Regions from separate parts of the Mus musculus genome. Here region 2 is linked to region 1. A link is a loop called in an ENCODE intact Hi-C map of the cell type or tissue named here. Cell type or tissue: gastrocnemius. All regions are shown on one strand. Links, peaks and the distances in the headings refer to the core of each region. The heading gives the core; the rest is flanking DNA. Region 1 has its middle 10 kb from the start of Gm34323. Region 2 overlaps Trak1 (trafficking protein, kinesin binding 1).

Region 1 (16,849 bases), core at 4,129-12,128:
CTTTTCTTTCTTGAATTTTCTGTACCACAATTTTTCTAGGATATAACTGAGGCCCCAAGTATTGAGAAAGATATTTCTTCTGAATCTTTTCTGGAGCAACAACTATTCCCCCAAACTTTAAAGCTCGTTGTATAAGAGCAAAGGTTTGTAGTAACATCCCACCAGAGTGATCAGCTAATAAATATTCTCCATATAATAAACAATATACACTGAAAGATTCACAGTCCTAGCTTCTAGGCAATTTTTTTAAAAATATAATGTAAGGCTATTCGCCATTCCTAGACGCAAAACTTTCCAGTGATTACAAGCTCCCTAGAAGCAAACCCTTTATAATTATCAGGATACAGAGGGAAAAAAACAACCTTCCAAATTCATAATTCTACATGGAGTAGGCAGGCCGGATTGCAATGCCTTCAGAAGTTACACAGCCTCAATGACCTTTCATAAATCGTAAGTTTAAACTTTATTTTGAACAACACCTGGATTGGTCTGTAATAATGTTGTTTTGGCTTAAAAATAATTCCTGGAGGTGGAGGCGAGGTGAGGCCCCCAAAACTTCCCTAAGCAGGGTTTGCAAAATAAAAGAAATGCCACACAAGCCTGGCTGAAGCTGCTCTGAGCTTTGCATTATCTCAAATGTAAATATTTCTTAGTCTGAGCATATTGATAACCCCTCCTGCAGTGAGGACAGGTTCCAGGGGAGCAATTCTACTGTCTGTCTATGCCTCTAATTTTTGGACAGTCTTTCCTAAGATGATTTATACTTAAAATATTCCTTATAACCTTGGCGCTATGAAAGCATTGCTTGTACTGTAGTCCCCTGCAAGGCAGCAACCATAGCCAAACCCTGATTATACGAGGGTCCAATTTCTGCACAAAGATCTGCACAAATATCTAGATAAGTCTGTCTTGCTTTGTATGGCTGGATGGCCGCAGCAAGCTGCATTAGCACTCTCATAAGACAATTGTGTAACAAAAGGAACCCCTGCTTGAGGGTCTCTGAAAATTCTACTCGCTCTTTTTAGTAGCCTACCCACAAACTCCTAGTCCATCGGGAGCCTGTTTGATAACAAATAAATTCTCACTGAGATCTCTTTTCCAAACTTGGGGGGTTAAATTTTGCTTCTACCACTGTATCCAATAAAGGTTGTGTAGAAGGAGTAGCAGGCCCATATGGGTCAGAGCTGTTTTTAACTTTTATTACTCTAGCAATCATCCTAATTACAACATTTTGGTGATTTAAGAACCCTGAGCTTGCATTCAAACTACAAACTGCAGCCAATGGAACACTGGCAATTTAACCATAATTTTTAAGTTTCTCTTGCAATACTAGAGCATAACCATAACTTCTGGAAAGCAAATCCCAATTTTAAACAATCCATTCTCTTTAAAATCAATATCAAAAGCATCACTTTTATGTTACAAAGTTTGGCTGACAATTTATATATGAATACATGACAGTGCAACTTGTAATGCTTCATTAAAGAGACTTTGTTTTAAATCTTATCCCTTCTAAGTCTTGTTTCTAGGATAAGAATTACATAAAAATTTATCCCAATTTAGAAGTATCTTTAGAGGCCTGGTTTCCTGGGCTGGTTCATGTCATGTGTTGTTGTTTAAAATGACTCCAACCTTGAGTTACCAGTTTTAAGCTAACTTTCTTGTTACCAATGTTACACTTTTTTGATCATACCCAATAACTTATAAGCCAATACTCTATGACCAAGACATGCAGAGCATATTTATACCTTTAAGACCAGTCGGAAACCAATCGAAGTGGCTATGCAAATCTTATAAATTTAGACCAAACAAAGAATTTTTACTTTTGCTAGCTATAATTTCAAGAGAAAAGGCACCTTGTCATTTGCTGAATCCAATAGTCACAACTGCAGAGGTCTTTCTAGGAAAAAAAAAAAAAAACAACTACCAGCTTATTTGCTTTAGAACTTAAGAAGCTGCTGGCCCCCTTTAAAAGCAGCTTTTCAGTAGGGCCTCTCCTGCTGTGCTTGACTCCTGGCAACACACAGGGTGCAGGGCAACTTAAATCAGCCTCCGCTGTGCAAACTGAGACTGAATCAAGAGATGGATAGCCAGCAGATGAAGTTTTAACCATTTTTTCTTTTCAACAGGAAACGTAGAACAACAGTGATTCAGACAATGAAACAAAAACAGACACAAATTGACATGTGAACAGATTGGTGCACCAAGGACAGATAATACAGAGAGGGAGGAGAACTTGATGTAACCAGAACTAAGGATGTCTCCTGTAGGGGTCAGAGAGGAAGCTGGACATCTCCCGATTCCCTTCTGTCCCTGGGAGAGCTCCAAAATCCACTTTCCTTCTCTCTTGATCTCTCTCATGTTACTTGTATATCTAGCATCTCCTTTCTTTCATTGTTGTTAGTGGTGGTGGTGGTGGTGGTGGTGGGTTATTTGTTTGTGTTTTTACTCATTTTATTTTATTTTATTTTATTTTATTTTATTTTATTTTATACCCTACTCCTCTCACCTGGTGCAGTTCTTGACTGTAGACAATTGCCTATGTAGTGAAAGATCCCCATTTCTGGGGAGACCCTCGCTCAAGTCCCGGGATGAGCTGACACCCCAAGAACTTGAGAGAAACCATTCTTGATGCAATATCGCATGAGGTTTATTCGGGAAGCAACATGCTGAGGCCGAGCTTGTAACCCGCACAGGGGCAGAGGAGATCGACCCCCAGCAGTTGCAGTCGAGGGTTTTTAAAGAATAAACCGCAAAGTGAGGGGAGGATAAGACCACAAAGAATGGGGAAGCTGAGTAAACATAAGAATGGGGATGACGAATTACAGCTCATCTCTCACGGAAAGGTTACAGGCTATCTTTGGCAAACATTCTTGGTCCCTTACACAATGAGTCAGGTGCCTGGGTGGGTCACCCAGTGGTCATCGTTCTCTCAGGCTGAAGGTGAAAGAACAAAGAACTCCATGCTGGGCTTCGTTTCTAGGGGTCTAAGAAACACATTGAGTTGGGGTCTTACAGTAGAATTTTCCAGTCCCATTTTCCACTGTCAACCCCTAAGTGGGATCAGCATTGGGTCAACGCTGCCCCAACTTAGCCCGTATCCCTTTGCTCATCTGTGCCCTGCCCCCAACCCTTTGCCATATGATCTATAGAATCTTACCACATGATCTATAGAATCTTACCACATGATCTATAGAATCTTACCACATGATCTATAGAATCTTACCACATGATCTATAGAATCTTACCACATGATCTATAGAATCTTACCACATGATCTATAGAATCTTACCACATGCTCTATAAAATCTTACCACATGCTCTATAGAATCTTACCACATGCTCTATAGAATCTTACCATATGATCTATAGACTCTCATCTGAGCAGCTCCCTTAGATGCAGCTATATATCCTGATTACACCAACCTTGCTACCTGTAAACCTGGCCAGGCTGATATGGGGTATCTCTCTTGCTCCCCTTTAAAGCCAGAAAGAATCTAGGATGCAGCAAAGGCAAAGGGTAAAGAAATGAGCACAGCTGTCCAAAGACCTGAGTTCTAGTACCTCTAGCTTCACCCAAGAGTGAGGTGGGCTTGTGCAAGCCATAGAAGCATGACACTTGTCCCTGCCTGTGGCACTAGGAGTCTCCATCTCTGATGCTGCATCGTGGTGTAGTGAATTTGCTAAGAGAACACTTCTCACCAAGAAGCCAGGGGAAGCCAAGAGAAAGGCAGTGTGTCCAGGTGCCCGTGATGCTCTCCCGTGCCCTGGCTTAAGCCAGAGTCCCTCTCCCTACCATGCTGTGCCCCCCACCTCCTCGGGCAGAAGCCTCCCCCACCCCTAGATTCTTTGTTCCTGTGTGCTCTTGATGTGTGTGCCCAACATGGGGCCCTGTATGCAGTGGGCAGCCAAGCTCCCTCCATGTTGATTCAAATACGAACTGAGAAAAGAGTCCCTCCAGGGTCAGCAAGATGCACTTCTGTTTTCTCCACAGCCCTGTCTATCTTGGCTTTGCTGCCCTCCTGTGAGGTAGAGATGGACTCTGCTCATCTGCAGGCTGCTCCATGTCACCCACCCACACAGCATCTGACTCTCAGGTGAACTAGCAGCTGATACTCCTTGCCTGGCAGTTCAGAGCATAGAATGGATTCTGTCAGCTTGAGCCGGGAAATGCTGCGAAACCCCTCTGCTTCTCAGAGCCTTCATGGGAAACACAGATGCAATGAGAGGCCCCAGCTGGGAGCTTCCTGGTAGATCCACCTGCCAGGCCCTGACCCGTGCTCTCCTAGAGTGACTGCTGCAGCCCAGCCAAGCCCTCCTGTATGGGAACCAGACCAGAGCTGCACAGAGAAGCTGTGAATACAGACAGCTATGCCAAAGCTTAATTATCTACTATTAACACTGTGAAATTGTGAACAGGGCAGAAAAGATGGCTCAGTGGGTAAAGGCACTTGCTGCCAAGCTTGATGATCGGAGTTCAACCCCTGGGACCCACATGGTGGAAGGAGAGAGCTCACTCACAAAAATTGTCCTCTGGCCTCTTACAAGTGCAATGCAATACACACACACACACACACACACACACACACACACCATTTTCTTAAACTAAAAACATAAATAAAATAGATAAGTAAAAACTGTGAATACTGAGTGAGCCACGCACTGAGCCTCTATCACACATCCATGTCTGACTTCGTCCTGACTGGCATCTTCTTAATCAACACAAGACACAAAGTCTCAAGTCTTAGGTTGGGAGGCTGAAGGACTGATTGTTCAGATGTTGGAGCTGGAGAAAGGGGGTGAAAAAAAAGCTGAGGGGAAGTGGGCAGCCCCCCACTGGGCTCTACCCTGTGATAACTGCATTTGAATGAGCGGGGGCGGATCCTGAGGGTTATAATTGGCTCTCACTTTGGGATTCTGTTGATTACTTAGGAAAATGTGCTGGGGCTTATTTCACTTTCCGATCTTGTACCACTTTAATGAAAATTTATTACCAGCAGCTTCCTGAACCGGAAAGGAAGAAATTGAAAATACACATCTGTGTATAAGTAAACAGACGTGTGGAATGAATGCATTCTTTTTAGATGAGATGCCTGACTTCTGCTTATGAAAAATGAATAAGGGGCCTTCGGCTTCACACATGAAAGGAAGCACCAGGAGAGACAGTGAGTAACGAAGACGTAGTGTTAAGGGTGTGTTTGGGATAACCATGGGCAGTGTACAAAGCATTAAGTTTAAAATCAAAAGATCTGGAGCCAAGAGATAGCTCAGCAGGCTAAAGCCTTCGATGTGAGAATCTAAATTCAATCCTTACCACCCCCCACCCTCCCACCCCCACACACACCCAAAGCAAGCCAGGCGTGGTGGTGCACACCTTTAATCCCAACACTCAGGAGGAAGGGGCAGATGGATCTCTGTTCCAGGTCAGCCTGGTCTACAAAGTAAGTTCCAGGACAGCCAGGGCTACATGGAGAACCGCTGCCTCAGTGGGGATATGGGGATTGGGGGGAATTTAAGCCAGGTGTGTTAGCATACATCTGTAAGTCAAGCATGCCTCCTTGGTGAGATAGAAGGCAGAGACTGGAGAATCACCCAAAAGCTCACTGGACTGCTAGCTTACAGTATACAAGTCAGCAGCAGAAGCCACTGCCTACAACTCAACTCTGTAACTCTGGCTCCAGGGATCAGTGCCCTGCACGAACGCATGCCTGTGTCTACACACACACACACACACACACACACACACACACACACACACATGAATAGAAAGCATGCATGTGTGTGCACACATTCACAGAAAGCATGCATATGTGTGTGCACACATTCATAGAAAGTATGCACATGTGTGTGCACACATGCACACATGATTTAAGAAACGAATCCTAAGAGAATGGAATCTGTGCCCTTCTAGTTTATTCCTCAGCAGCATGTGCAACCGACTGCGTGAGTCAGCAAAGAAGACTCTGAATGACTCCCCTGCCAGCATCGCACTTCCGCCCTGTCCTCTACCCCCCTTTTGTATTTCACATATAATACTATGTTGACATGTTGATTGTTCTGTGAATTTCCCTCAAGACAGGAATCCTGCCTTTTCATCTATATTTCTCAAATTACAAGGGTAACAAGGACACACAATTAAACCAACAAACAAGACGTAATTCTCTTGGAAGCAAAACAAAACTCTGAACAGGTTGTACAACTGGTTCAAACAGGTTTATCCCTCATTAGTCATCAAGTGAATGCAAATTAAAAACCACAGTGAGATACAGTTCCAGCCATCAGAAAAGAAAGTCAAAAAGCCCTGGGAACAATGTAGCTGCTCTGCTGGATCTGAGGCCTCTGCACAGGAGGGGGCCCAGGCCTGGTGTTGTGGCCTGGTCAACGGTCAGAGACTCCAGGGTGTCACAAGCCATGGAGGGGAACCGCCTGCTGTTGTTTTACTAAGCTACATGGCCTTCTAAACGCTTGTTTTATACTCTAGATGGGTGCTGCCTCTGCCTTGGCCAGAAGCAGCTTCGATGTGCTGTGCTGAGCACTTAATGCGGAGACTCACAGCTGCCCATGTGCTGAGAGTAAGCGAGTGTTGAGGGCTAGCCCTACATGGGACTTTCTGCCAATGGCTGGCTGTAGGAGGAGGCACAAAGAGTGTAGGAGCTGCCTGGTGTGATGGCAAATCTCTGTTTCAGGCCAGTCTTCTATACAGCAAGTTCTTGGCCAGGCAGGCTACACAGTGATAGCCTGTCTCAAAATAAAATAAAATTGAAGAAGATAAAATAAAAAAAGAATGTAAGAGCTGGAGGATGGGGAGGAGGAATGGGAGGAGGGATGGGAGGAGGGATGGGAGGAAAGATGGGAGGAGGGTTGTCCTCTGGACTTGACACTACACCCATGAACACACTACAGCTGTGGCTATTGACCAAGAGCAAGCCAAGGGGATCAGTGGACACTCCACTGGGCAGCACCAGTTAGCCTCAGTGGAGACAGAGAGAGAAGAGAGACAGACAGACAGACACAGAGAGAGGAGGTTGGAAGAAAAAGTGGGAGGTAGTGAATTGGAGTGTCCAGGGGAGGGAAGAATGGAGAGGATGGTTAGGGGTGTATATGACCAATATACATTGTTTACATGTGTGTAGTTATTGAAAAATAAGTAAAAGGTATTCTATTAAAAAAAAAAAAAAGATCAGAGATGCAGGCTGATGGACCAGGGCAACCTTCACACCCCCAGATGGAATGTGAGAATGTCACTGAGCACGTGGAAAAGTATACTCACCATGCCAAGCCACCATTCCACCCTTTAGACCTTTATCTAAGAGGAATGAAATCCCATGCCCCTGTATCCACACTGGACCACCACCAGTTCTATCACAACACACTGCACAGCTAAGCTAAGTATCTGTTGTATCACAATTCTTTCAGGGTTGGGCATGGGTGGAGCCCAGCTGGAGCCTCTGCTCAGAATGTCCCAGAAGAGCCCTGTGATGGTTAGCTTTGGCAATGTGACACAACCTGGAGTCACCTGAGAAGAGAGAATCAATGAGGGACTGTTCACAGCGGGTTGGTCTGTGAGCATGTCTATGGGGGACCGTTGCAAATGAGTTAAGTGATGAGGAAAGACCCAGCCCTCAGTGGGTGGCACCATTCCCTAGGCAGGCAATCCTGGACTGTTTGAGAGTAGAAAACTGAGCTAAGCACAAGCAAGCAAGCACACATTCATTTCTCTCTGTTCTTGGATGTGGCTGTTTGTGACCAGCAGTTTTGAGTTCCTGCCTTGCCTTCCCCACAATGATGGAAGGTATGTAACCTAGAGTTGTGAGCAGAAATTAAACCCTTTCTCCCTTAAGTTGCTTTTTGTCTGGATACTTTATAATTGAAACTGAAACAATATTAGGACAATCTCCACCCGCAATGAGTGAGCTAGGGAAGACCAGCTAGGGAAGAAATCTTTTCCAGACTCACAGGATGCTGTTGGGAGTTGCTTTCTTGAAGACTTTCAACAGAGGTTCTCATTTTCTCTCTAGCAATTGACTAAAGGCCACCCAGTCCCATGCCATGAGGGCCTCTCCGGAGGGCGGCTTATCTCGTCAAAGACTGCAGGAGTTCATGATGTTGGCTAACAAAGCAGGAGAAACAAACTTGCTCCGTGCGCGGGATACACGCAATACCTACAGCGGCCACAAGAGGGCAAAGAATTCTCCAGGAACTAGAGTTACAAAACTGTCACATGGGAAGTCAAACCTGGGTCTGCTGGCTGCAGGAGCAGACACTTAACCACTTGAGCCATCTCCCCAGGTCTCATAGAGGACGTTTTATTGTTTGGGATTTTGGTTGTGTTTGTTTGCTTTGTCTGGGAGCTATTAGTGCAGGCATCAGACAGAACCATTCCGGTGTAAAGTTTTTCACTTCTGTTGAGACAGGGATAGGACCCCACTCACAATGATACAGATGTCAGATGGGAAATGTCAGGGGTGCAGACCATTCAGGAAGACACTGTCCCGTGAAATTCACAGCTCTTCTGAACATTATTCAAAGATAATGGCCCGGGAGGAGGACTTTGCTCGAAGATGGCTTTGGAACTTTAAGGTATGGGCCAGAGACATGGCTCAGTAGAAACCAGGGCTTGCCTCTAAGCCTGGCAGCCTGAGTCCAATCCCCTGGGCCCCACAAGCTGTTCTCATTCCCACATGTGCACTGTAGAATGTATACAAGTACACATACACACATGAATGAATGAATGAATGAATGAATGAATGAGTGTGATATGAAAGTACAAATCTCTCCTGATTATTGCTCCCTTTAAATACAGAGTATGGGAAGTCCCTCAAGTTAATATCATCTTTTCTGTACTCCCTCACAAATACATCATTCAAACAGCCCCAGAAAGACACTCATCTTCCTGCTGCAGAAAGCATTTGGGGGGGGGGGGGCTGCCACCCAATCTCTGAAAGACCTAACTACCTCAGGCCCACTTGAAGGGCAAGATGCAAAGAGGACAACAGAGAGCAAGAGCTGGAGGTGGAAGAACGGCACGCGGGCTGTGCAAATGTAAGCTGGCCCCAGGAGGCACGCTACTCGCCCAGAGCAAGGGAACACACTGCAGCCGATTTGCACTCTGGGCTCTGTCTACATACTGTTGGGAAATAAAATTAAAATGGGAAAGGGTTTCTTTCTTTTTTAAAGATTTATTTATTATTATACATAAGTACACTGTAGCTGTCTTTAGACACCAGAAGAGGGTGCCATATCTCATTACAGATGGTTGTGAGCCACCATGTGGTTGCAGGGATTTGAACTCAGGACCTTAGGAAGAGCAGTCGATGCTCTTAACTGCTGAGCCATCTCACAGAGGGAAAGGGTTTCTTAGTGAACAAGGAAAGAAGCTTGCAATAGTCCTGGTGCCTGGGAATGAGGCCAGTGTCTTCAGTGAGGTTGAACTTCAACAGCAGGAAGGTGAAAGTTGAGAAATAGATCTTCTCTCAGGGCACAAAGAGACAGATCTCACACCGGGCGTGGTGGCGCACGCCTTTAATCCCAGCGCTTGGGAGGCAGAGGCAGGTGGATTTCTGAGTTTGAGGCCAGCCTGGTCTACAGAGTGAGTTCCAGGACAGCCAGGGCTACACAGAGAAACTCTGTCTCGAAAAACTAAAATAAATAAATAAATAAATAAATAAATAAAATAAACAAGAAACAGATCTCACGATGATGGTCATACATGTCACCGTTGTACTTGTGTGACATTTGCCCTCCTCAGCTCCCTCTTTTCCATTCCTGACTCCTGATTCCTCTGTCATTCATTGTCCTCCCCACAAAGAAAACCCTTCCTTCTGCTTTCCAGACAGGTACACACACACACACACACACACACACACACACACATCCACATGAGAAAAATATTTTGGTTTCCTATCTATGCATATAAGTAAACTGTGTGTGTCTGTGTGTATATGTGTGTGTGTGTGTGTGTGTGTGTGTGTGTGTGTGTGTGTGTGTATGCCCAAGCATGTGTGTATATGTGTGCATGTGTGTGTGCATTGTGCTGTGTATATATGCATCTGGAGGCCAGAGATCGACCTTGGGTGTCTCCCTCCATTACTCTCTACCTTATTTTTTTAAGACACATTATTTTTTTTGTTATTTTTAATTATGTGTCTGTGTATGGATATGTGCACGTGAGTGCAGATGGATCCTCTCAAGAGCAACCAGTGCTCCTAACCACTGAGCCATCTCTCCGGTCCCTCCAGCTTCATTTCTGACAGGTCCTCTCATTGACCCTAGAGGTCATACACTCAACTGCCCAGTGAGTTTGCAGAGATCAGCCTGTCTTTGCCTAGCTAGCGCTGGAGTTACAGCTGTGGGGGTAAAAGCTACAACTGGCTCCTTACATGGATGACAGCTCCAAACTCAGGGCCTCTTGCTTGGTGCAGCAGGCATTTTACCACCTGAGCCCTTCCCCAGACTTGCATATGCCTCTAGGTTCCTTACCCGGGGTAAACATGCAGCCGTCACCTTCCCGAGCCCAGCTTATCTCGCTTAACATGATGAACTCTAGTTCCATCCGTCTTCCTGTAAGTGATGTAACTTCATCCGTCTTTATGACTGAATGACACTTCACTGTGCAGCCTGGGAGATGGCTCAGTGGGTGAGAAAGCACTTGCTGCACAAGCTTGATGACCTCTTCGATCCCCAGACCCATTCAAGACCAGTCTGTTTTGCACAGTGAGTTTCAGGCCAGCCAGAGCTACATGGTGAGACCCGGTGTTATCTGTGAACCCAGCAATGCTATTGTGAGACAGGAGACAGAGTGAGGAGAATCAGCTGGAAGCTTGCAGACCAGCTAACCTAGAGCACAGGGCACAGCAGCTGGAACAAGAGAGATATTATCCGCTCAAGGTGGGAAATAAGAATTGACTCCTGGGCTGGTGAGATGGCTTAGGGGGTAAGAGCACTGACTGCTCTACCGAAGGTCCTGAGTTCAAATCCCAGCAACCACCAGGTGGTTCACAACCACCCGTAATGAGATCTGACGTCCTCTTCTGGCGTGTCTGAAGACAGCTACAGTATACTTAATTATAATAATAAATAAATCTTAAAAGAACTGACTCCTGTCATCTGATCACCATGGGTCTGATCACCATGGGTTACTACAGCAGCACAGGTGCACAACAACAGCACAGGTGCACTACAACACCTGTGCATTACAGCACAGGTGCACTACAACACCTGTGCATTACAGCACAGGTGCACTACAACACCTGTGCATTACAGCACAGGTGCACTACAACACCTGTGCATTACAGCACAGGTGCCCAGGCTTACATGTGCATGCACCCCCCCCCACACACACATATCGATAAAAAATGTTTTATTTTAAAATGGGCTTTCAATAACTCACCAGAGGAAGGGAGAATTTCCTGATCCTGAGAATGGGTGATGGCTGGAGGGTGATCCCAGCCAAGGTCATTGGGGTCTTGGCAAGACATGGTGACGAAGGACTTGCCAGGATCCAGCCTCGGTCTGATTTCCCTCTGTCCTTCTGGTGTTGTTTGTGGCTCAGCTTACAGACACCGGGCAGTGTTCGCCTGGCAGTTTGTCAGTCTACTGGATAAATTGTGTGGTGCTAGCTGGCACTCTGCAGCTATTTGCTGTCAAGAATAATTTAGTAGAGCTATAAAACTTGATTCAACTTCTATCTCGTGCTCCAAATAATGTACAGATAGATATGAATCATCTTTATTCACACATTAGGGTGGGTTCCAGGGAAGAGCAGGATCTATCCAGACCATCTCCCATAAAATCACTTGTTGGCACCAGCAAGCTGGCTTGGTGTATAAAGTACCTGCCATGCAAGGTGGAGAACTGGAATTCAATCTCTAGCACTCACATGAAAAGCCAGCAGAGAAGAGCAGGGTACCACTGCAACCCCAGCACTCCTGCTGTAAGATGTGAGGCAGAGGCAAGAAAACCACTCAGCTCATGTAAACAGTACAGGAGCAGAAACATGAGAGACCCTGCCTCAAAAAGGAGTAAGGAGAGGACTGACTCCAAAAGCTGTCCTCTGTCCTCCACATATGTGCCATGACATATGTATGCACACACACACACACTGACCTCCACATATGTGCCATGACATATGTATGCACACACACATACACTGACCTCCACATATGTGCCATGACATATGTATGCACACACATACACTGACCTCCACATATGTGCCATGACATATGTATGCACACACATACACTGACCTCCACATATGTGCCATGACATATGTATGCACACACACACACACACTGACCTCCACATATGTGCCATGACATATGTATGCCACATACACACACTGACCTCCACATATGTGCCATAACATATGTATGCTCACACATACACACAGACCTCCACATGTGGCATCACATATATATGCACATACACACTGACCTCCACATATGACATAACATATACATACACATACATATACACACTGACCTCCATATATGTGCCATGACATATGTATACACACACACTGACCTTCACAGGTGACATGACATATGTATGCACATACACACAGACCGCCACATGTGCCATGATATGTGTATACATACACACACTGACCTCCATATATGTGACGTGTATGCACGCACACACATTGACCTACACATATGTGCCATGACATATGTATGCTCACACACACACTGACCTTCATATATGTGACATATATATACACACACTCTGACCTCCTCATGTGACATATATATGCACACACGCACATACTAATTACAAAATTAAACATAACTGACAGAGAAGCTTGGTGAATGCACTAACCAAATGGTCCTAACCATCTTATCACTGATGGAATAAACCCACGATGAGTGTATGTCTCAGGATATGACACATTAAGACAAACGCTGTACCCATCCATGTTTCTGTGGAATATAATTTTAAAAAATCCAAAAACGCTTTATACAGAGAAGGGGCTCATTTAACTCATGGTCTGGAGGCTGCTGGTCCAGCCTGTGGTAGAGGCCACCTTGGTAATGCACCAGGGCAAATGTCATCAGGGCAGGAAGTCATATGAAAGGGAGATTCTCACAACTGTCTCCTTGTAACACACACTATCCCCACCAGGGGGCAGTGTCCCTAGGGACTCTAGTACAGGACTCTGGAGACAAGCTGGAGAGACACAGGCAAACCAAACATCCTCCCTGGCAGATACGCATCACTTCTGAAAAACGCAGAAATAACATCAAATTGATAATGAGAAGAAAACATAAGTTTGATAATGTTAGTAGTAAAAGGTTAAAGAAAGACTGCAGGTTGCATTGTCAGTGTAGCTACTGGGTCAAGCCTGGCCCTCCTGGGATGACCACAGCCCCACCTCAGCCTCCGGAGCAGAGAGAAGGAAGAGCCACTCACAGGGTTTCCAGGGGGACAAAGGAAGGTTGTCCTGGAGTGTCCGTGTGTCCAGCCAAACAATCACGACTCTTATCACCTGTTTCTGTGGCAGCTGCTTCCATCTCAAAGGACAACAGTCAATTCAGAAGTGAAAGACACCCTGCTTCATTTCACTCTTCTTAGAAATATAATTTTCTCAAAATCTGGGCCAAGGTGAAATAGAGTTGCAAATGATGCCAAAGGGTGCCCCTTCTCCATGGAGAAGGAAAGTCTAAGCTTGTCAGTTCCCTCACTATCTGCCTCTCCCACACACTGTATTATCCCCTCCCCCCACTCAGAGCGTCTCCCCCCACACTGTTCACACCCCCCACTCAGAGCGTCTCCCCTACATTGTTCACCACACTCAGAGCACCTCCATGCATTTGTTTGTTTAAAAAAATATACTACTGATACTACTGGGGCTGGAGATATGGCTCAGGGGTCTTCCAGAGGTCCTGAGTGCACGCCTTTCCAGAGGTTCAATTCCCAGCGCCGATGTGGTTGGTGACTCACATCTGTAATGGGATCTGATGCCCTCTTCTGGTGTGTCTGAAGACAGCTACAGTGTACTCATATAAATAAAATAAATACTTTCTTTTTTTTGAAGCAGGGTTTCTCTGTGTAGCCCTGGCTGTCCTGGAACTCACTTTGTAGGCCAGGCTGGCCTCAAACCCAGAAATGTGCCTGCCTCTGCCTCCCAAGTGCTGGGATTAAAGGCGTGCACCACCACTGCCCACCCATTTTATTTCTAAAGCGTGTGTGCTTGTGTGTGTGTATGTGTGCGCGTGTGCATGTGTATGTATGCGTGCATGTGCATGTATATGTGTGTGGATGTGTGTGTGCATGTATGCGTGTGTGTGTGTGTGTGCGTGTGCATGTGTATGTATGCGTGCATGTGCATGTATATGTGTGTGGATGTGTGTGTGCATGTATGAGTGTGTGTGTGTGCGTGTGCATGTGTATGTATGCGTGCATGTGCATGTATATGTGTGTGGATGTGTGTGTGCATGTATGAGTGTGTGTGTGTGCGTGTGCATGTGTATGTATGCGTGCATGTGCATGTATATGTGTGTGCGTGTGTGTGTGTATGTGTGAGAGAAAGCCAACTTGTGGAGGCGAGTTGTCTCTTTCCATCACATGGATCCCAGGGATGGAACTCTGCCCATCAGACATAACAGCAGGCTCCTTTACCCACTGAGCCATCTCACCAGCCCCCTCTGCCACTCACTTACTTGTGTAGCATCTGAAAATTCCCCTTCTGGGGACACTGTCCATCCAGTTCTGCGGGAAGCCTCAGCACCGGGGACTTTGGAAAATCAGTAGCAAAGTTCAACCTGAGCTGCCTAGGGCTACACCAGCAGAGTCAGCCGAAGACTTACAAGTAGATGACCACAACAGACATCAGAGAAAGCTCTGCTGTGTTTCCAGTGGCTACTACGGCTGCACGGAGACTGTGTGCCTGCCCATAAGGGGTCTGTCTGAAGGGCTCCAAGTAGGACTGGGGATATCTGTGGGCTCCAAAGGGAGAGATGGAAGCCAAGACATATTACAAACTGCCAGGGGCCACACCCATGTCCCTTATCAAGAATAATCCTCGAAGGGCGTGCTAGCGCATGCCTTTAATCCCAGCCCTCAAGAGGCAGAGGCAGGAGGATTTCTGAGTTCAAGGCCAGCCTGGTCTACAAAGTGAGTTTCAGGACAGCCAGAGATACACAGAGAAACCCTGTCTCAAAAAAAAAAAAAAAAAAAAAAAAAAAAAAGAATAAATCTCCCCAAGGGGTGTCTGTGATATTCACAGACACCCTAAAACAGAATTACATCAGAAAACTACTTTTTGTTGTTGTTTTTTTGCAAGCATACCAGAAACTTAGCAAATCTTAAATACACAAATGTAAAGGTTTCTATATCCACTGCTTCTGACAAGTGTCTAGATATGAATGAGAGTAAAGAACCCGTAGGCAAGCCTGGGATGGTGGCACACTCCTCCCACCAGAGACTCAGGTGGGTTACACAGAGAAACACTGTCCCTAGGAGAAACAAAACAAAACAAAACAAAACAACCAAACCGATCATCATGGACTGATCCACCAGTGTACAGGAAGGCTACTGTAACACGCACACGGCATCCTTTTTCCAGTCACCACTTTCCAGGGCCCTGTCCACAGTAGCACAGGCTTCCCTTCAAGGTTATTACCAAGAACAAATCAAACCCCACTTCATTAATGTCCAGCAACCCTATGGACTCATGCCACCACCCACTGCATTTCCAAACTCCCATTTTGAACTTGGATTTCGTCCAGTGTTGCTTTGTACAGTTGCCCATTCTCCCCCAGGTTTCCACCAAACTCCTGCAAAAGTTCACACAAGAGATACAGTAAAGACTAAGAGTGGCTGGAGAGATGTGTCAGCAGGTAAGAGCACTAACTGGTCTGCCAGAGGTCCTGAGTTCAATTCCCAGTAGCCACATGGTGGCTCACAACCATCTGTAAAGGAATCTGTAATCCCAGCACTTGAGAGGCAGAGGCAGGCGCATTCTGGGTTCAAGGCCAGCCTGGTCTACAGAGTGAGTTCCAAGATAGCCAGGGCTACACAGAGAAACCCTGACTCGAAAAAAAACAAAAAACAAAAAACAAAACAAAACAACAACAAAAAAAAGCTAAGATATTCTACAGCTAGAATAAAGGGTAAAACTAAAAAGGAAAGCCTTTCTGTGTAAAGATGTGACTGTGCACACTAGCTACCACAGGTGTAACGCACACAGTGACTTCTCACTGCTATATCATTCAAGCATTTGCACTGCGGTGGTCCTCAACAAGCTCTGACAGAAACAGCACATCACCATTCTGGAATAATCAGTCATACCAGCATCCCCTATCTCCAACAGCAGTAGCACCCCCTACAGTCAGTGGTGCCAACTCCTCCCGCCCCTGCCCCTCAGTCATTGCTACACCAGGTGAGGTGGCTCAGAAGTTAAAAGCACTTGCTGCTCTTACTGCAGACCCCTGTTCAGTGCCCAACACCCACAACCAGACTGTTCACAACTATCTGTAACTTTGGGGCCAGCAGATTTGACACTCATTTCTGGCCTCTGAGGGCACCTGCATGTGTGTGGCATATATATATATACACACACACACTCCAAATCTGAGAAAACTTGAAGAAAAAAAAAAGAATCTGCCATTAAGTTCTAAAATGCATGATCAGAAGCTCGCTCCAGTTCTCCTGCAGGTATTACATTTCTGGCAACACGCTTCTTCCTGTTTATTGTGTGCCCGTGTGTGTGTGTGTGTGTGTGTGTGCCCGTGTGTGTGTGTGTGCGCGCGCGCGCGCACGCGCACGCGCACGTGGAGGGGTGCATTTTTGCCAAGGAACCCATCTGCCATTTGAAGTCAGCCGTAACTTGTGAGAGTTGGTTCTCTCCTAC
Region 2 (8,000 bases), core at 1-8,000, 790 kb before region 1:
GCTCACACACTGAAAGAACCTGTAGAAATGTTGCCAACACTGGAGACCCACAGACAGGTGCTTGCGGACTGTCCCAGCTGGAAACGAAGGACGAGGTTTTCTTTGCTCAGCTTCACAGGTGAGGAAGGAGCATGGGTGATCTTGTTAGTCAAGGCCAGGCAGCTAAGCAGGTGCAGGTTTAGTCTGAGGAGCCCTCAGTGACTAACTGGCCATCCCTCTGCTACCACTGTCCATCTCTGGAAGCCTGTGTGTGGAACTTAGGGTGTCCCATGACATCACACCAGGAGACGGGTGGACGCCTCCACATATGGGCGAAGGGAGGTTTGTTCTTAACAAGGCTCTAACCCTAACCCTAACCCTTGTCACCTGCCCAGCTTGCAGGTGCTAGCCATCTTTAGTCACACAGGCAATGCCAAGGGCTGTATCAGCCCTGGGTGCCTGGACAAGCTAAAAAGAGCACACACATGGTGACTTCCATGTAGACCAAAGAGCACACACATGATGCCTTCCATGTAGACTAAAGAGAACACACATGGCACCTTCCATGTAGACACATGAACACCTGCCTTATGGGAGCCATGATTCGCAAACAGCCCTGCCTCTTATGAAGCAGCCAAGCCCACAGCTGAACCACGTTTCCCAGCCCGGCCCCTGCTGTTTTCTCTCGCTTCCCTTACATCAGGACACACAAACCTCCTGCCATTCTCCACAGCTCCCCACCCCCAACACACACAGAAATCTTTTTTTTTTTAATCAGCTATTTTAGACACCTCTAGAATATTCGCTACCCATACCGCTGCACCCTAAAATGTCACTCAAATGTCAGCTTGAGTTTGTGAACCTTGCCTGACCAATTCCCCCAGGCTTCTCACAGGCCTCGGCACATACACAATTACACAACAGCGCCAGGCAAGGCTTTCTCCGTATCTCCTCCCCACTAACCGAGAGCCACTCAGGAGAAAGGGCTCAAGAGTCCCAGCCCAGCCTCAAACCCAGCCCGCAGACCTCTTCATCCTCCAGGAAGAGCTGCCGCCAGCTTCAGCATGCAGGAGGTGCCGCCATCCCATGACGGGGTCATTTCATGGCCCTAGCTCTCTGTCTAGCAGTACAGAAAAGTGTCACAGGACAGCAGAAGTCCCCCCACATCCCAGGCAGAGGCCAATATAACGCCTGCCATGGAAGTCTACTCCCAGGATCCCCTAGGAACTGCCCAAGCCCTGAGGTCTGGAATGACCCCCTTCTAAGATGAAGGCACCTCTCGGGAGCTGCCTGGGAGGGAGGGGACAATACAGGGAGCCCCAGGGATCTCGGAATATAGAGGTGGCTCTCTCCATTCCCACAGACTCAGACTGGATGCTTTGAGGAGGCCCCTCCACCTGAGAATTTGTTCTGTGCTGATTTGTATTTTAATCTACCAGGTTTTCTTCCTTACAGCAGAGACGATGACTCTAGTGTTCAAATTTAAAACTCAGGGAATCTCAGAAGTCAGGCTCCCTGGGAGGAGGTCTCCTCTTCCGCAGGGTACATAACTGCTCTGAGGTGGCTGTCGCCAGATGGAGAAGGGATGCACCCCCAGGATTCTGGGCCTGCTGCTTCAGGACCACGCAGAAGCCCAGGGTTCTGGTCCCAGAGAACAGAGCACTAACTGCACAACTGTCAGGGGACAGAGGACACAAACACCCCTGACCACTCTGCAGATCTGGAGACACGGGGAAGCCATCAGGGAAGGAAAGGATAAAAGAGAGCGAAACAAGAAGGCAAAAGGAAAGAACAGAGGGAGTCAGAAGGCGGCTTTGGAGAACCAGGGAGAGGAAGCCGGCGCCACACTGCCACCTTCTGGACAGACAGTGCATAGCAAGGCTTCAAGAATACCCAAACCAAACTAACCATGTGACCAGCTTCTCCCAAGACTCCCAAGTCAGCGCATCCCTGAGATCTTTGCACCTGAGAGATGGAACCAGCCCGGGTGTCCGGCCTCAGAGCAAGGGAGAAGGAAAGCGTGATCTATATAAACACAGTGGAACGCTTTCAGCCTTACGGAGGAAGTCACGTCACCAGATGCATCTGGAGGCTACTGTACTAAGCAAATGAAGGTGGTCTCAAAGAGGCAAACGCCATGCGTTCTCTTCCATTTGTAGCTCCTAGATTTTGTAGATACATAAAACCAGGGAGGCATGGGTGATGTGAAAGGGAAAACTGTCTAGGCCCTAGACTGTAGGGGAACGAAGCTGGTGGAAAGAGGTAGGAGGGCTCAGAGAGGGAGGGGAGGGGAGTACAGAGTGAGCATGCTCAAAGCGCACTATTTGGCTGCGTGAAAATGGCCCATGTGACTTTGTAGAAGTGGGCAAAACAGTCTGGAGAAAGGGGCCCCAGCCCCGTCCTGCCCACGCTGCGCCTTGTAACTCCCACACAAGCCTCATCGTTATCTCTCTGGACTCAGTTCCTCTGTGTGTGGGACAGTAGCAGGAGGAAGGCACTCTCTGCCCACCAGCAAGCTCTCTGAAAAGATACAGGGAGGGCCACAGGCTTGCGGAGCCTCTTCTGGGGCAGCACCCACCTTCTCTGTCCTCCAATGCTGACTTCGCTAAGACTCAGGATCTGAATGGTTACACAAAATCCCCTGATTTCTTTAACGTTTAAAATCACATTTACTAACTTTACTTATCTATCTATCTATTTATTTATTTATTTGGGGACCTAGATGCCACGGTGCACCTGTGTAGAAATCAGTTCTCTCCCACCACATTGATCATGGTGACCAAACGCATGTCATCCTGCTTGGTGGCAGGTGCCTTTTCCCGCTGAGCCATCTTGCTAGTCCCTCAAATCCCTTGATTTCTACATGCTAGACTAATTCAGAAGTTTTTAAGTAGACAAAGGCCACATGAAACAAGTCTGTATGCTGGGATTTCCCACCCTGCCTGTCACTGCAGGCCTTGGGAGTACATTGTGGCTACATTAACAGAGACAAGCAAGGGCCCATACGAGAGCCACTCATCAAACAGGGCCAAACTGCCAGCTCCCCCCATCTTCACCTTTCCTCCTAGTCCCTCTCCAACCCACTGCTCAGCCACCAAGTATCCCCACCCTGGCCCCAGTCTAATCCTGGCTCCCAAGAGGAGCTGATTGGAGGGAGCAATCCTCTCTCTGTCCTGTCACCCTTGGCAGCAACTGTGAGTGGTCACGCTGTGTCAAAGCTGCGCAGGGCTCCTCACCTTCTCTGTAGAGACCTGGACCCCATTACAACTTCCTGGACATTATGAGGATTGAAGGGTACAGACCCAAAGACACTCATATGCCATGCAGCACAGGAGACACTTGGCCATCTACAGCTAGCTGACAGACGACTTAGAACACTCTTCCCTCGGGACCAGGATGGTTGGGAACTAGCCTAAACTTCTCTGGGGAACGCTGTCACAATCACTTATTTTTGCCTGTTGTGAAGGGTTTGCACTACGGAGCACAGTGCTGGGGCACACCATCTTCCTGTTCTCTGTGTTGCAGGCTGAAGCCACTGGCACTTAATCTTCTCTAGCACAGATGCTTTAACTCCACAGATTACAGGAGACTCACAGAACCATCTGCTGTTTCAAACACGTCAGTGGATGCAGGCAAGCAGGGTCAGAGAGGCTGTGGCGCCACAGAGCCAAGCATGCGCATTGAGCATGGCCGGCCGGAAACTGGCACATGCGCGTTGGGCATGGCTCCTACGCTGTCTGAAAAGCTTCTAGACCCTGGTAACCAAGACCTTGCAGATCCTCTGCAAGGCTCTGCTGGCCTCAGCCAGAACACACTGTACTGGCTCTAAGCACCACCCAGAGGATGGAAGACTTGGGAGGGCGTGTTATGGGCTAAGCCAATAGACTGGAAGGCCTCAGGGTACTGGGTGAACTTTGGGCTGAGGAGGCACAAGACAGAAGGTAGGGCTCTGTGTCTGAGGTCCCCCATACTCTCAGCAGCCAAAGAGGGTCTCCGGGAGCACAAGGCAGGCAGACAAGCATGTAGGAAACTGGAGAGCAAAAGCCAACAGAGCTAAGCTTCAGAGAAACAAACAACGCTGGAGATTCTCTAGAATGGTTGAAGCCTTAAGCACCTGAAGAACTCGGTATCCAAAAAGCAACCAGTTCAGGGGTACGGATATGCCCACCACCCCGACACACACATGCACACACACATACAAGCCCTCACACAGGCTCCTAAGATACATACCCCTGACAAGCAGCTGTGCTGAGGCAGCCAGTCCACCCACTCGGTTACAGAAACAGGGTTTCCAGTGTGAGGCTAAAGGGCAACCTTGAGCAACTGAATGTGGCGTGGTTCAAGTGGGCATGCTGGCTTGTTGTGCAACAGAGCGGGCAGCAAAAAGCGGGGCAAAGCGAAGGAGGAGGGACCTGCCGAGACGCCTCCAAAATGCCCATAGCAAAGCAGATGGTCTCATGCTGGTGACGTCGTGGCTGCCTTACTGTGGGCAAAAACGCCCAGGAATGCCCACACATCGATGCAATCGGCTATCGATATATCTCCCTGGACGCAATCCTGTCCCTAGGTAATGGGTGGTGTGTGGCTTTTACAACAACCAAAATGTTAAACCTACGTGGAGGAGACGTTGTTAAGAACACTCAGAGGGGTGAGACAGTGACCACCACCAGAAAAGGCAGCTGGGAAGAAAGCCACTCCCCTCAGGTTAGCCAGAGCCTGAAGCTCCGCTGGCATCGTTAATGCTGCCCTCTGCCTAGCACAGGTGTGGCCCTGAGAAACAGTTCAATAGCTCCTCAGTAAATGAGAGCTGCCACATGCCACAGCAATCTCTACTGCTGGCTCCCAGGCTGAAAAAAGTTGTTCTGAGGGAACCATACGAACATACTCGCAGCGAGCTATTCACAGGACTAAAAGGCAAAAAAGCCCAGATGTCGCCAGACTTAAGAACTGATAAATGAATACAGTACACCCGGACAATGGAACAGTAGTCAGCCATAAAGACAGAATGCAGTGTTGACAGGCACTCCAACGTGAATGTCCCCTGAAATCAGAGGATGTGAAAGAAGCCAGCCACAGAGACCACAAGCGGCATGGCTTTTTTTTTTTTCCTTCAAAGCGCCTAGAGACTGTCCACCCACCACGGAAAGGAAGACTGGGCACTGCCAGGGGCTAAGGAAGATCGACTATTAATAGAGATCGCTTCCTTTGGGTGAAAATGTCCAGAGCCAGGCAGTGGTGAGTGTGCAGTATGTAAATGCACTAGCGGTACAAAAGTTCACTGGTAGAGAGCTTGCCTAGCATGCATGAAGCTAAGTTCAAACCGCAGAACTGCCCATGTAAAGGAGCGGTGCTCAGGTGCTCAACAGTCCAGAACGATGTGCTTTAAATGTGTTCTTTGACAACTGTTATGTGTATTTTAACACAACTTGTGAAAAGTGTTGTTGTTTAAGACGATAATGAACCACAAACGTATACAAATACAATGTCTAGAATCCAATGGCAAACAAGGGATGGGGAAAGCCCCTGGCTCAGGGGCAAAAAGAAGACAGGAGATCCCAAGGCAAGCTGACTAGTAAGACTAGCCACATCAGTGAGCTCTTGGTTTGATTCAGAGACCTATCTCAATAATTAAGGTGAAAGATCAATAGAGGATGATTCCCCACATCAGCCTTGGGCTTCTACGTGAGTGTGTACACGTGTGCAAGTGCACCCCCACACATGTGTGCCTATACATGCCAACATGAATACAAATACACAATGCACCACACACAGAGAGATACGCATGCACACAGATACACACAACAAGAGGAAGATAATGTTAGGCATTTGAGAGTATACACTGGCAAGACAAGTGGGAAATGACAAAGGCTTTGACAGCACACGAGTCTGTAATACACTAAAGGTCTATTCCACTGACGTCTACATTCAGAACAGGTGGGCTCATGGTAAACATGAACTCAGGCTGTTTGGGTCTGGTTCTGTCGAGTGACCCTAGCTCGGTCCAATTACGAGACAATCTAAAATCAAAACTAAAGGTGATCCCGCTGATACAGAAAAAAAACCTACTCTCTGGCACACCCCTCCCCCCCACTGGCTCACAGGAACCCCTTCCGGCCCAGGGTCTCTCCCCACACTACAACCCAAGCCTCAGCCAGTATCACTGGGGGCCCTGGATTTAGTTCAAGTCTCCACTGCCTAGGGACAGTGTCAGATCCCACACAACACAGGCTTGATCCCCAAAATGCACCCCTTGAGTTCAGCAGCAAGCCTCAGAATCCTACCTGTGCTTTTGACCGAGGGTCTATGCATCTAGGTTCCCACAGTCCACTCGGTAGATTCAATTAATCTGCCTAAATGGCTCACAGGATTCACAGGAACTCCCTTCCGCTTACGACAGACACGGTTGAGGCTACGTACAGGGCAAGCTTGGTTCTGGTCTCACGCCTTCTCTGAGGTGTTACCTTCCTTGAACTCCATGTCCTCAGGAAGTGCAGAAAACATCAAAAAAAAAAAAAAAAAAAAAAAGCGTGGCCAGCCGTGTGGAAACATGGACGGGTCTGGAGATCAGTGGAGACTGGCAGAGCCAGTCTGCTAGGATTCCTCAACCTTTGCTCTGGGGGGGGGGGGGGGGGCAGAATCCCTCATGAAACAGGTTATGTGTCCTCTACTGTGCAACAACAGGTACAGGAGGGAGATCTGGTCACAGGCCAGGCAAGAAGTGAGGTAAAGGCACTTGCTGCCAAGCCTGGTATCCTGAATTTAACCCCTGAACCCACACTGTAGAAGGAGAAGCCACACACACACACACACACACACACACACGTCATCCTTTGATCTCTGCTCACAGGCCAGGCACACGTGTGCACATGTGTACATATACAATAAATATGCATACATTTATACGTATTTCTTTCTGGCCAAGGGTCTATGCATCTGGGTTCCCACAGTCCACTCTGTGGGTTAAGTTAATCTGCCTAAGTGGCTCACAGAACTCACCTCTGCTTATGAATTCTTTCTTAAAAGAAGTGAGGGTGCTCACCTCTGAGTGTATCAGGCAGAAGATGACTCGGGAGACCTTATGAAGGCCGAGGGACTGGGGAGGAGACTGGAACTCCATAGCCGAAGAGAAAAGGGCTTATTATAAACAACGGGACTTTTGACATTCTCTCTCTCTCTCTCTCTCTCTCTGTCTCTCCTTTCCTTCTTCCTTTATTTCTGACAGTGTCTCCCGTAGCCCAGACTAGCCTTGAACTCCCAATGGAGCCAAAGCTGACCATGGACTCCTGCCTCTACCTCCCACATGCTGGGATAACCGTTGGTACGGGCCACAGCACCTGGTTTACACTTGACATTGATTGCTGCATGCTAGGTAAGCAACCATGTGAGCTTCAGGCCAAGCCCAGGTGTTGTATTTCTTTGGAAGTAGGCTTTCACATTAAATCCATTACACCACTCAATAAAAATTACTCTACACTAAAGTCCTAAAGGATCTTATAAAAACCTGATGACATTTCCTTTCATGTGTTTTGGTTTGATTATGTAGAGTTAGGAGTGGCCTTGGGAAGCACTGTAATAATTTTTAATGGCTTTGGTAGCTGGATATGGTGGTGACCATCTGGAGCTCCCGCTCTTGGGAAACCGAGGCAGAAGGCCGTTAAGTTCTACACAGTAAGTGTACCACCCTGTCTCACTGAGAAGAATGCTCACTGAGGGGAGGTGCCTTGGAGGCCAGGGACACTTAGGTCAGGCAAGCCTCATGAAACAAAGAAACAGGCTCAGAAACGTGGAAGCCCTTTGCTAAGTGGTTTGGAAAAGCACAAGACATTTTGTAAGACTGTGCAACGTGTCCGGTCCTCCTGCTTGACTTTCTGGGCTGGGTTGCAGTGTGAAATCACCTGACAGAAAGCACACCACACAGTCAAGGACAAGACCACCCACAGAGCCCAGAGTCCTAAGGCCGAGGCCTGAGGGAGAAAGGACTCTCACGCTGCTGCCCAGACAAGACTACCAACAGTCTGCAG

What was found. A loop is a pair of places that touch in the nucleus more often than their neighbours do. Peaks named below come from ENCODE experiments on the same cell type or tissue, not always from the same donor. Only the 100,000 strongest peaks of a DNase experiment are listed, where the experiment ranks them.
Region 2: a loop joins it to region 1, with 6 times the contacts of the local background. A loop is called at or near these places in 4 of 42 quality-filtered maps.

Annotation. Positions count from the first base shown.
Region 1 is chr9:120,583,021-120,599,869 of GRCm38, reverse strand. No RefSeq gene overlaps it. Among named protein-coding and RNA genes, the nearest start is that of Gm34323, 10 kb to the left of the region's middle. In gastrocnemius, for the core only: a CTCF peak has its summit at 8,171 (motif pointing right); DNase peaks (open chromatin) are centred at 4,321 and 8,174.
Region 2 is chr9:121,379,142-121,387,141 of GRCm38, reverse strand. All of the region lies in intron 1 of Trak1 (trafficking protein, kinesin binding 1), which reads right to left. Among named protein-coding and RNA genes, the nearest start is that of Trak1, 16 kb to the right of the region's middle. In gastrocnemius, for the core only: no CTCF peak of the experiment used is centred there; DNase peaks (open chromatin) are centred at 1,837, 3,157, 3,664, 4,421 and 2 more places; H3K27ac peaks cover 3,007 bases.